Linked DNA regions of Homo sapiens: region 2 is linked to region 1. The links are chromatin contacts, found by Hi-C or POLR2A ChIA-PET in ENCODE. All regions are on one chromosome and are shown on one strand. The core of a region is the stretch at or near the end of the contact, and the rest is flanking DNA. Distances in the headings are between cores, read along the strand shown.

Region 1 (6,324 bases), core at 2,104-4,603:
TAATGGCAACTTCTGACTCCTGGGTTCAAGTGATTCTTCTGCCTCAGCCTCCCGAGTAGCTGGGATTACAGGTGCACGCCACCACGCCCGGCTAATTTTTGTATTTTTAGTAGAGACGGGGTTTCACCATGTTGGCCATGCTGGTTTCGAACTCCTGACCTCAAGTGATCCACCTGCCTTGGCCTCCCAAAGTGCTGGAATTACAGGCGTGAGCCACCATGCCCGGCCTCAAAGGATTATTCTTGTTTGTTTGGTTCTTTAAGAGTTGAGATCTCACTCTGTTGCCCAGGCTGGAGTGCGGTGGTTCAAGTGATCCTCCCGGCTTAGTCTCCTGAGTAGCTGGGACTACAGGTGCGTGCCACCACGACTGGCTAATTTTGTTGCTGTTGTTTGTTTGTTTTTGTAAAGACAGGGTCTCACTGTGTTGCTCAGGCTGTTCTTGAACTGCTGGGCTCACACAATCTTCCTGTCTTGGCCTCCCAAAGTGCTGGAATTACAGGTGTGAGCCACTGTGCCTGGCCCAAGAGATTGTTTTTATTGTGATTGTTCTCGGAATCTTGTTGAGGTTTGATAAAGACACCGGATGTCATGGAGCTCATTTGATCCAAAAAACAGTTCTTTTTTTATTCATTCACTCAACAAATATTTACTGAGAGCCTACTATGTGCCAAGCCCTGCTCTATGTGTTGGGTTAGAGCTCACAGAGACACACATCAAATCGAAGAGATGAAATCACAAGTATATTAAGTGTTGCTAAATACTAAGGAGAAAACTTAAATGGAAATGGAGGACAGGAAGTGAGAGGTTGTAATCTGAGATTGGACTGGTTTCTATCATCCCCAAAGGCATCTCGCCTTTGAGGCACAAAAGTGCTCAAAAACACAGTTGTTGGATGAATCTTAAAGTATCAAAATCCCAGAAGACCTTGAAGATCATCTCCTTCCAAACATTCAGTTTACAGGTGGGAAACTGAGGCTCAGAGAGGCTAAAGTGTGGCTTGTAGACATTGAGTGACCCAGGAAGGAGATGCCTGGGCCCCCTGCTTCTCCCAATACCCCCTCTTGTTCCTCGTCTGTGGCAACCAATGCAGGGTGACTCCAGATCTGCTTGGGACTAGAAAGGAGCTGAAGTCAATAGAGCCAGATCCTGTCCTGGGTGAGCTGGACCAGGGCCAGCTCGGTGGTGGCCACTGGACATGGAGTCTCTTCTGGCCTCCAGCCGTGCCAGGTGCCCATAGCCTTGGCAGCAATGGCGAGGTGCAGAAGAGGAGGGTGGCCCACACGCATCTGTGCACGCACCTGCTCTGTTCCCTTCTATGCATCTGTAGTTGCTCGGCTCACACGGAGCTCAGCAAATGTCGGGGGATTGGGCATGTGATCGTGGGCTACAGGCCAGGCCCTAAGCTGGGTGCCCTAGGGAGGCAGTCAGGAGTGAGGAAAGCCTGAGCCCCGCCTGGGAGATGCTGATGTCAAAGGCTGGGAAACAGGTTCAAACATCACAGCTCACAGAGGAGACTGGGATGGGGAGAGCGGTTTTCGATGGTGGGGGAAGAGTTGCACTGAGATAGGCCTTGCAGGACAGGTAAGGTAGAGACAATGGGGGAAGGAGAGGTAAAGTCAGGGAGGCGGCTGTGCTCAGGAATCAGGGAGCAGGTCTGCAGAAGCCCGGGGGCTGTACATCCAAAAGGGCTGGATGATTGAAGACGCCGGTGGTGGTGTTGGGGGAAGGTGTGGGGTTTGAGTCTTTTAAGGAAAGTTGCTGGGGGTGTTGAGCGGGGCAGTCGCAGACTCTCTAGAGAATTTGAAGTGCTACATTGGTATCTGTGTCCCCTCTGTGACCTTGGGCATGTCACCTGACCTCTCTGAGCCTCAGTTTCCCCACCTGAAAAATGGGACTAAGAATAGTCCTACTTTCTGGGATGCCTGTGAGTGAGCCCAGCACGGGAAGTGGAGCCACTGCTAGGATTCATGTATTCGACATTTATTGAGCACCTACTGAATACCAGGCACTGAGGCTGAAGTGGGGGTTGATGGTGAAGGGTCAAGGCTCCTGGCTTCCCAGGGTAGGTGTGAGTACAAAGATGCACAGGGTAACCAGGTTCTCGGGTTCTGGAAGTAGGGTGAATAGGGCCGTGGTGGCAGGAAGGGATGTTTCCCCAGCCTGCAGGAGTCAGGGTGGGTTTTCTGGAAAAATGAATAATGCATGGAGACTTGAAGAAAGAGAAGCCTCCTAGATGAAAAGGAGAGGAAGGGTCCAGGCACCATGGCTCACGCCTGTAATCCCAGCACTCTGGGAGGCCGAGGCGGATGGATCACCTGAGCTCAGGAGTTCAAGACCAGCCTGGGCAACATGGTGAAACCCCGTCTCTACTAAAAATACAAAAAATTGGCTGGGTGTGGTGGCTCATGCCTGTAATCCCAGCACTTTGGGAGGCCGAGATGGATGGATCAGCTGAGGTCAGGAGTTCAAAACCAGCCTGGCCAATGTGGTGAAACCCCGTCTCTACTAAAAATACAAACATTAGCCAGGGGTGGCGGCACACACCTGTAATCCCAGCTACTGGGGAAGCTGAGGCATGAGAATTGCTTGAACCCAGGAGGCAGAGGTTACAGTGAGCTGAGATCGTGCCATGCACTCCAGCCTGAGCAACCAGAGTGAAACTCAAGAAAGAAAGAAAAAGAGAGAGAGAGAAAGAGAGAAGGGGAGAGAGAGAAGGAAGGAAGGAAGGAGGGAGGGAGGGAGGGAGGGAAGGAAGAAAGGAAGGAAGGAAGGTAGGAAAGAAAGAAAGGAAGGAAGGAAGGAAGAAAGAAAGAAAAAAGAATGAAAGAAAGAAAGAAAGAAAGAAAGAAAGAAAGAAAGAAAGAAAGAAAGAAAAGAACATGTGAAGGAAGACCTGGCAGGGTGGGGGCAGGACCTGACCCACTAGCCAGGTTGCTCTCCTGGAAACAGGGTTGTCCCTACTGGGGTTGGAAATTTGTCTCCATAACGTGTGAGTGTGGGAAGCACTGGCATTTGGTGGTGGCAGTGGGCAGGAAAGCTAGACAGACAGTCCCTGATGACAAGAATGGGCCCTCGGCCCCCAGGATGGGCTGCCGTCTCTCAGGACATTCACGTAGGCGAAAACCCTGCTTGAAATTATCTGTGTCTGGAATCTAACTTCACTTTACATAAAAAGGCCGTTTTTTCCTGCTCAGTTTTCATTGTCCCTGCATTTCCCAGGAGCACAACCACAGCGTAAATGGAGGTAAGGTTGTTCTTTGTTTCATTTGGACGTTAACCAAGAGTTGCTCACCATTTTGGAAAATCACGTCACTGAGAGCCTGCCAGCCTGTGATGTTTGAGTCACCCACAGGCACACCTGTGGCCATCTGTGCTGTGGCTGCAGCCTTCCTGGGGATTCCTGAGCAGGAGCAAGTGGCTTACTACTTCTTTATGTCTCTGGGGTAGAGGGGGTTCTAATGTCCCCACATACAATTTTATGTCAAATTAATTTCTTTTTAATCCTCCTTTATATTGTAAATAGGCATGATATTGATGTATCTGAAATCACATGTATAGCTAAATTATATACCAGGGAATTCAACTTCAAGACAGAAAGAAACATTCAAAATATTAGTTTTGACCAGGTACGGTGGCTCACGCCTATAATCCCAGCACTTTGGGAGGCCAAGGTGGGAGGATGGCTTGAGGCCAGGAGTTTGAGACCAGCCTGGGCAACATAGCAAGGACCCATCTCTGTGAAAAATACAAATATTAGCTGCGTATGGTGTCACGTGCCTGTAATCCCAGCTACTTGGGAGGCTGAGGCAGGACAATTACTTGAGCCTCGCAGTCTGAGGTTACAACGAGAGCTGTGATCGTGCCACTGCACTGCAGCCTGGGTGACAGTAACAGAGCAATATTTTCTATATATATTTTGGAAAAATATTATATTTTGGCAGGATGGGGGCCGGACATGACCCATATACATAATATATATATCTATATATATATATATTTTGGCTGGGCGCGGTGGCTCACACCTGTCATCCCAGCACTTTGGAAAGCCGAGGTGGGGGGATCACGAGGTCAGGAGATTGAGACCATCCTGGCTAACACTGTGAAACCCTGTCTCTACTAAAAATACAAAAAAAGACAGGCACGGTGGTGGGCGCCTGTAGTCCCAGCTACTCAGGAGGCTGAGGCAGGAGAATGGCATGAACCCGGGAGGCAGAGCTTGCAGTGAGCCAAGATCACACCACTGCACTCCAGCCTGGGCGACAGAGTGAGACTCCATCTCAAAAAAAAAAAAAAAGAGATATATATATATATACACACACATACACACACACACATATATATACACATATCTATACACACACATATGTATACACACACATATATATGCACATATATACACACACACACATACACATATATATACACACACACAGATATATATATATATCTGTATGTGTGTGTGTTTATGCAAGAAGCATTGGGTCTGAACGCTCGCAAGGCCCTGTATCAGGAGCCCAGGAATATGTTGTGTGAACCAGGGCTGAATGGAGCACTCAGCTTGCCCAGCAGCAGCTGGGGGCATGGCCATAAGCAGTCCAGATTCCAGGGAAATGAATCAGTAACCCGGGGATGAATCAGGAGACGGGAATTGCAAGTCATCCCACCTCCACAAGGTGGAAACTTAGCCAGCACCTTTACCCGGCGCTGACCCACCCGTATTCTCATAAGAATGTCTGACGGTGGAGACGCTGATCCTGAGAGGAACCTCAGGCACGCAGGTTCCAACCCGGAGTCAGGCTGGAAAAGTTGAGGCTCTTCAAAGAGACTACGACTTTGAACCTGGGTCCATGTAAGCTCCAGTCATCCTTCAAGGAATGTGACTAACGTCATCCATTGATGAGGGCAGGAAAATGTCAGATAAAAGACATTTTCTGATAAGTTAACAGGTTACTTTCACAGTATGCACATTCTAAAGCCCTTGTTTTCACAAAGAGAGAGGAATACCTTTTATGTTAATAATAAAAAGTAGTTTCCCTGTTTGATAAATGTGCAAATATTTAAGGCTGTGGAGAAATAGGGACACTTTTATACTGTTGGTGGGAGTGTAAATTATTTCAACCGTTGTGGAAGACAGTGTGGCGATTCCTCAAAGACCTAGAACCAGAAATACCATTTGACCCAGCAATCCGATTGCTGGGTATATACCCAAAGGAATATAAATCATTCTGTTATAAAGATTCATACATGAGTTTGTTCATTGCAGCACTATTCACAATAGCACAGACATGGAATCAATCCAAATGTCCATCAATGACAGACTGGATAAAGTAAATGTGGTACATTTACACCATGGAATACTATGCAGCCATAAAAAGGAAAGAGATCATGTCCTTTGCAGGAACATGGATGGAGCTGGAAGCCATTATCCTCAGCAAAGTAACACAGGAACAGAAAACCAAATACTACGTGTTCTTGCTTATAAGTGGGAGCTGAACATTGAGAACACATGGACACAGGGAGGGGAACAACACACACTGGGGCCTGTCAGCAGCGGGGTGTGAGGTGAGGGAAAGCATCAGGATAAATGGCTAATGCATGTGGGGGGCTCAATACCTAGGTGATGGGTTGATAAGTGCAGGAAACCACCATGGCACACGTTTACCTATGTAATAAACCTGAACATTCTGCGCATGTATCCCGGAACTTAAAATAAAATAAAATTTTAAAAAGTGGAATTTGGGGGTGTCACAGTTCCTGCCTGGGCCCCCCATGGTTGGGCTCTGGCTGTCACTCAGAGGGATGAGGCTGGAGTGCCAGGCCCCAGCCAGATCAGGAAAGGCCTCAGAACTCACATTAAGGAGCTTGAATTTCATCCCGAGTTTATTGGGAAATTGTTGGTGGATGTTAAGTAGGAAGTAATGTGATCAGATTTGCATTTTAGAAAAATCAGTCTGGCTGCAGAGTGGATGGTGGAAGGGAGCAGGGCAAGGCTGGAGCCAGGGAGGACAGTTAGGAGACTGCTGGGGCCATCAGGGTGTACGTGTGTGTTGGGGAGGGGGCAGTGGTGGTCTGAGTCATCCAGAGGGCATATTATGGTGGCATGGATCATTTGGAGGGGGGGGGTATGGTGATGGCTTGATTCATCTGGGATGGGGTGGGGTTTACAGTGGCCCCCATCTTCTGTGAGGCTGGGGGAAGAAGTAACTGTGACCTGGATTAATAACTGGGCAGTGGGGAAAAGAGCCATGTGCAACCTACCCTCTGTGGCCCGTGCCAGGCACGGCTCATGTAACCCTCCTAGCAAACCTCTAGGGTAGCTCCACT
Region 2 (6,324 bases), core at 2,393-4,892, 180 kb before region 1:
CAGTAGAGGAAAGTTCTGGAAGATGGAGCAGAGACGGCTGAGATTCCCACTCCAGCGCTGTAGCTCACCCATTGGGTGGCCTTTGGCGGCCACTTCATCTCTAGCACCTTTGGTTTTTTCATTGGTAAAATGGGAATGAGAAGAACACCCACCTCAAAGCTTTACCGTGATGGGGATGATGATCTGCGCAATCTGTGCAGCAGCTGGGGAAGCAAGGACTTTGTGGTGGCTCTGGCTGAACAGAGGTGAAACCGGCCCCCCACTGGGTCACAGGCCCCCGAGTACATATGGCACAGACACAGACTGACCGCCTCATCGATTCCACCCACAGCACTCCACCTTTCAAAATTCTGCCTACCAAACATACTCATCATATAATGAGCAGAGGTGGTGTTTCAAATGTTTAATCGCTGGTACAGCCCAGGAATGGGCGGCCCCATCAGAGTGGACCCCAGCTGTAAAGCTGGCTCCAGTGTCCAGTGCGCTCCCCTAGACCCTGCCCCGTGGTAATGAGTCATGCAGGTTCCCTTTCTCCTGTATAAACACCTCTGACTCCCTGCCCTTCTGCATTTCTGTTTCAAATCAATACCAGTTAACTGCTATTAGGGAATCACACTGCACACACTGCATCAAAAACAAAAACCAACCACACAGATTTCATCTCATGTAGCCTGTTCTTTACTTTTCTAAATTGGGAAAACAGCTCATGGGTCCCAACAGACTTAGGTGAATACCTAGAATTCCGGAACACCCCAGATTTGAATCCAGCGAGCTCTCCTCTTTGAGTTCTCTACTTTCTTCTCTCCTTTACCTCACTTTAAGCACCCATGCAAATGCCCCCTCGGTTCATTTGTCTAACATCTGTGTGACATAGTCCAGAACCCCTTCCTTAAGGACTCCACAGTTGAGTGGGGAGTCAGATGTCTACACATTAGTAGAATTCCATGTGTATGTGTGCAGGTGTGGAGGCAGAGGAGCCCGAGGGAAAGTGGGACGAATACTTCAGAGAGTATGCGATGTTTGAGTTGGGCTTTGAAGGATGAATAGGAGTTTATTGGGCAGAGAGAGAGAAGTTGAAGGAGGTGAGTCATAAAAACTGATTAAATCTCGATTACAGAGAGCCTTGCGTGGCAGGCTACAGTGCTTGGAGTTACACCGGATCACTGAGGAATGTGAGGGCTTACTGGGATTTAATTCTCCTAGTACGGGAGACACTAGGTAAATGTATGTGAACAGGCCTTGTGAAGAGGGACTCTTGGGCCCCCAAGGATCACTGTTGCTACTGTCTACAAACAAGTAGGCAGTGAACGACTATCTCTTTCTACTATCGCTGTTTCGATGATAATAGCACCCACAAATTACCACCTCCAATGCAAGAAGAGATGCATCACGCCTCTACTACAGTAAACTGTGTTATCAAAATAGTAGTAAAGTTGCTTTGTCCATTTCACTATCCCATCAATAGGGCCCAAAATCCCATCTCTGAAAGAGCCTGGTAAGTGGGGTCCTGATGACAGAAGGTAGGTGTGGGGCGGGGCTGTCTCTACAAGTAGCTGTTTAGACCCACCCCCACCCCAAATCCTTTCTGGAAAAAAAAAAGATAGGAGCACAAACAGATGACAACATGACCAATCCCTGAAGCTAGAGGGAGCAATGGAGTCCGGCTGTGAGAATGCCATGCGTTTGTTCCCTGGACCACACGTTCACTAACAGGCCTTCCCCGGCAGCGCCCTGGGCACCATGCTCCAGGAGCTCATGGAGAATGGGGGAGGTGATCAGTGCTGGTGAGACAGGTGCTACGACAGGGGCAGCAACTCTTACAGAGCAGTAAAGAGGAAGACAGCCACTAACTCTGCTCACAGCCGAATCTTGAGAAGTGAGGAGGATTTTGCTGGGCCAGGGACATGGAAGGGCATTTGGGGCTGCAGGGTCAGGACAGGTGGGGTTCTTCTCCAGCCCAATCCTCCAGCAGATGCAAAGGAATTTCTAAGGTCCAGGGAAGTGGACTGGCCAAAAGGTACTGTGCCATGCGGTGTCTGCCGTTAAATTTGTACTGACACACGCTACGACATGGATGAACCTTGAAAATGTGATCCTAAATCAAAGAAGCCTGATACAAAGGGTTTCAGAATGGAATTGATCCACGTATATGAAATGTCCAGAATAGGCAAATCCACAGGACAGAAATCAGACGGCTGTCATGGCCTGGCAGGAGGGGAGCAGGGCTGACTGCTGATGGGCACGGGTTTCCTTTTGAGGTGATGAGAATATTGTGGAACTAGATAGAAGTGGTAGTGATTGCACATTATAAATGTACTAAATGCCACCAAATGGTACATTTATTATTATTATTTTTTGAGACAGAGTCTTACTCTTTTGCCCAGGCTGGAGTACAATGGCACAATCTCGGCTCACTGCAACCTCAACTCCTGAGTTCAAACAATTCTCCTGCCTCAGCCTCCTGAGTAGCTGGGATTACAGGTGCCCACCACCATGCCTGGCTAATTTTTGTATTTCTAGTAGAGACAGGGTTTTGCCATATTGGCCAGGCTGGTCTCAAACACCTGAACTCAAGTGATCTGCCCACCTCAGCCTCCCAAAGTGCTGGGATTACAGGCGTGAGCCACCATGCCTGGCCGAACTGTACATTTACATGTGGTTTTTACATTATGTGAATTTCACCTCAATGAAAAAGAAGTTCCACACGAATGCAATGAATTCTAAGAATTTTCCAAACTTACGGGTGATATTAAAATGGCCATTTCAAAGCCTCTGCTCTCCCTTCACAGGGGTCTGAACAGTTGGGGGAGTTGACTCATGGAGGCATCCAGGCCCAGCAGGCTTCATCCACAGCCACATGAACCCCTTCCTTGCAGAAGCGTTCCTTTACTGGACAGAGGGAGAATGAAGTACTAGGGTCTCAGGGGATTCCTCCAGAGGCCAATTCAAGAACAGAAAGTCATTTCCTGGCATCTCACGATGTGTTGATAATTCGGATGATGGACGGCGCCGGGCTAGTTTGATGTTTATTTCCATGAGCTTCAGTCTTCCTAGTTGGATGAACCAAGGCTCCTGTCATTATGTGGGACTGCAGCTGATCTACACGGGCACACTCTTAACAGACCAATGGTTTCAGCCATTCTCACAGACTACTCTGACCACTCGAGGTAAAAACAGGGTCATTCTGACAAAAAGAAGGATGATTTTACACTTACATACATATATACACACATAAAACACATATACAAACATGGCCTTACACTCAGCTTGAAACAAACAACCTAAAAACTGGATTAAGAGTCTCCTTCCTACGCTTCAGACTCACAGTTTATTCATTCATCAAATATTTACGGAGTGCTTGCTGGAGGACATCGAAGTACTTCCAGCATGTTCTAGGTGTTACGGACACATTGTTCAACAAAACAGAAAGAGCTCCTTGCCTCCAAGGAGTTTTCCTTCTAGTAGGGGGCTTACACTCCAGTGATGGCAATGCAAGCTGAACCCACCACCTGGTGCTGGTGGGCGCTAGGGGCCGTCTTCCCAGGCCTGGCTTGTGGCAACCACGCCTACTGCTCGGCCACACTCCAACTCCACTTCTCCCTTGGATTCGGCGCTCCCAGCCCTTGAATCTAGTGAGTCACCAGGGTCAGAGCCAGCTGCTTCTTGCCCTTCAATTCCTCCACACCTTCCCTTGCCCTCTATCCTACCTCTGCCTCCTCTTATTTTTCTTCTGGAATATTCCAAAGGCTTCCAATCTTTATTTCCTGCTTCCAACGATTCCCTCTCTACCCAAAACACTGTCGCCAGAGTTTTCTTCCCAAAACACAACTCAAATGTGTTGTTCCTCTGCTCAGTGACTTTGAATATCCCTGATTTGCCTACAGAGAAAAATCCAGCCCCCTTGGCCTTGTATTCAGTAGCCTCCATAAGGCTTTCAGATGCTCTCGTCTTTCCCAGAAACCACTTGGGAAAGGGGTATCTAGAAGTGCCTCTGCAACGACAGACAGAGGACTTTAGGTCCAAAGGAGAAACAAAGTACCCCCAATAAGCCTCGGTTGGGGCTGACAGTGAGAGGAAACACAGTGAGACAGTGGGTCTTCTCTTGGGACTCAGTCACTCCCTCCACGTCTGTGACCCGGCCGTGAGAAACTCTATTGACAAGTTTCATTGAGTGCTGGTCCCGCTCTCTGCCCAGGGTCAAGTATTCCCAATGACTTATTTTTAAAAAGCAAATTCGGGCACTAACTGAGAAAGAATTCAGATTTAGCCTAGAACAGTTGCTCAACAAGTGACAAGAATAGATCAGTGGCCGATCCCATTCAGGGTTAAAGAACAGAGCCTCCTTTTCTACCATCAGGCCCACAGCTGTATGAGAGGCCCGGAGCCCCGACCCCGGGGGGAAGTGCCGGTGACAGGGTGGGGACATTCGCACAGACATGAGGCCCAGGACTTGCCCAATGCTGTCGCCGTCAATAGGGAGACAAAGGGGCCAGGCAGGCCAGATGTTGGCAGCAACTCCCTTGCAACCCCAGGAACAATTCCTTCTTTCACTGCCTGATCAGACGGCCAAGGTCAGAGGCAATGCCAGCCAGAGCTTACCCTCTGAGTGCCAAGGCCCTTTAGAGAAATTTAAATAATTTTAGATAGAAACACTCCTTCTTTCCTCGCTTTAAGCAGATGGCAGGGAGTAGCCTTTGCCCTTTCTTGCTGATGCAATTGTCCCTTGGAGCATCTGCTACCCCACACTGCCACCGTCAGGAGCTCCTGAAGCAGTGGAGAGCTGCTGGCCCCCGAATGGTGTCCCCCAACTGCCGTGCACTCTTTATCTTCATTTTCTTTCTGTCATTTTCGTTTTACCCCCGCCGACTTTGTGCTGTTGGGCATTCCGCTCGCCGTTCATGAAAGCGTTCCCTCTTGCTTCATCCTGATTTGCTGCTTTTAGTTTCATGGTCTTGGAAACCCAAGCAATACACTAGTCAGGACTGTGCCCTGCATGGGAGCGAGGCCCTGCTGGGAATGCAACCAAAGAGTTAGAGTGTGGCAGCCACCGTGACTTTGGTACACTTCTCTACCTGGATTCTGGGCTGGGTTCGGAGTGTTTGCTGGAAAGTGGTCTCTGAATAAGCAGGGTGTTCCTCCGTTTACCATCAACAAGGTGCACAGATGACTCAAAGCTCAGAGGTCCTTACAACTGAAAACCCAGCCCACTGGACTCCAGGGAGCAATGAAAAACCACTTGCTACCCTTTAGGGGAGGCCTTTGAGGACCCTTCCCAGTCCCCACACATCCCTTCTCAAGCTCAGTCTGATAAGTGGCTTTCAGAAGCACTGCCTTGGCCCTGTCACGCTCAAGGAGACTGGGGACACCCTGGCAAGTTGGCAAAAAAAATATTCCAAGGAGGGGTTCCTGGAGGCACTGGGCTGAACATTTGGGGAAGAGGCTTGACATGGTTTGGGTCTGTGTCCCCACCCCAGACTCATGTTCAATTATAATCCCCAATGTTGGAGAAGGGGCCTGTGGGAGGTGATTGGATCATGGGGGCAGTTTCTCAGGATTTAATACCATCCCTCTTGGTATTGTTGGCGTGATAGTGAGTTCTCATGAGATCTGGTGGTTTAAAGTGTGTGGCACCTCTCCCCGCCAGCTCTCTTCGTCCTGCTCAAGCCATGTGATGTGCTGGCTCCTCCTTTGCCTTCCACCTGAGGCCTCCCCAGAAGCTGATGCTGCCATGCTTTCTGCACAGCCTGCAGAACCGTGAGCCCATTAAACCTCCTTTCTTAAAATTACCCAGTCTCAGGTATTTCTTTAGAGCAAGGTAAGAACTGATTAATACAAGGCCCCTCTGCAGAGAAGGAAAAGAGCAGGGACTAAAGGGTTCTGGGGATCAGGCTCCCTGGGTCCCAACCCCAGCTCTGCCACCCCAGAGCTGTCTGCGTGAGGAAGTGGTTCCCTTGCCCTGTGCCTCGGTTTTCCCTCTGTAGCAACCTCAGGGTGTTATGGTGAGGAATAAGGATAGCACTATTCCTAAAATGCCAAGCTCGGCTATTCCCCTTCTAGGTGAATACCCCAAAGAACTGAAAACATGGACTCAAACAAATACAGCCAAGCACTGCATAACAACGTTCTGGTCACGATGGACCACATTTATGACTGCGGTTCCATAAGATTATGATTCCATATTTTTACTGTGCCTTTTCTATGTTTAGATATGCTTAGACACACAAATACTTACCACTATGTTACAACTGCCACCAGTATTCAGTAGAGTAACCTGTTGTACAGGTTTGTGGCCTAGGAACAATAAGCCGCACCTCACAGCCCAGG

What was found. A loop is a pair of places that touch in the nucleus more often than their neighbours do. ChIA-PET counts read pairs that join two places held with the same protein, here RNA polymerase II (POLR2A). Pooled maps may share reads with other maps.
Region 2: a map of mammary epithelial cell shows a loop between it and region 1 (7-fold over the local background). The contact joins two enhancer-like sites. A Hi-C loop is called at or near these places in 12 of 168 maps with a recorded cell type or tissue (CD8-positive, alpha-beta T cell, Caco-2, Calu3 and 9 more) and 5 of 50 pooled maps. POLR2A ChIA-PET finds 5 or more read pairs at or near these places in 5 of 52 experiments (A549, GM12878, PC-9 and 2 more).

What each region holds. Positions count from the first base shown.
Region 1 is chr16:81,404,285-81,410,608 of GRCh38, reverse strand. No RefSeq gene overlaps it. Among named protein-coding and RNA genes, the nearest start is that of MIR4720, 22 kb to the right of the region's middle. Within about 2 kb of position 3,353, at least 7 of the 41 ENCODE cell types and tissues checked have a DNase peak (open chromatin) inside an H3K27ac peak, as active enhancers do; they include HCT116, PC-3, Panc1 and 1 more, where a contact is called at or near this core.
Region 2 is chr16:81,581,374-81,587,697 of GRCh38, reverse strand. All of the region lies in intron 1 of CMIP (c-Maf inducing protein), which reads right to left. Among named protein-coding and RNA genes, the nearest start is that of MIR6504, 27 kb to the left of the region's middle. RefSeq lists an enhancer at 4,701-5,518. Within about 2 kb of position 3,642, at least 16 of the 41 ENCODE cell types and tissues checked have a DNase peak (open chromatin) inside an H3K27ac peak, as active enhancers do; they include HCT116, PC-3, Panc1 and 1 more, where a contact is called at or near this core.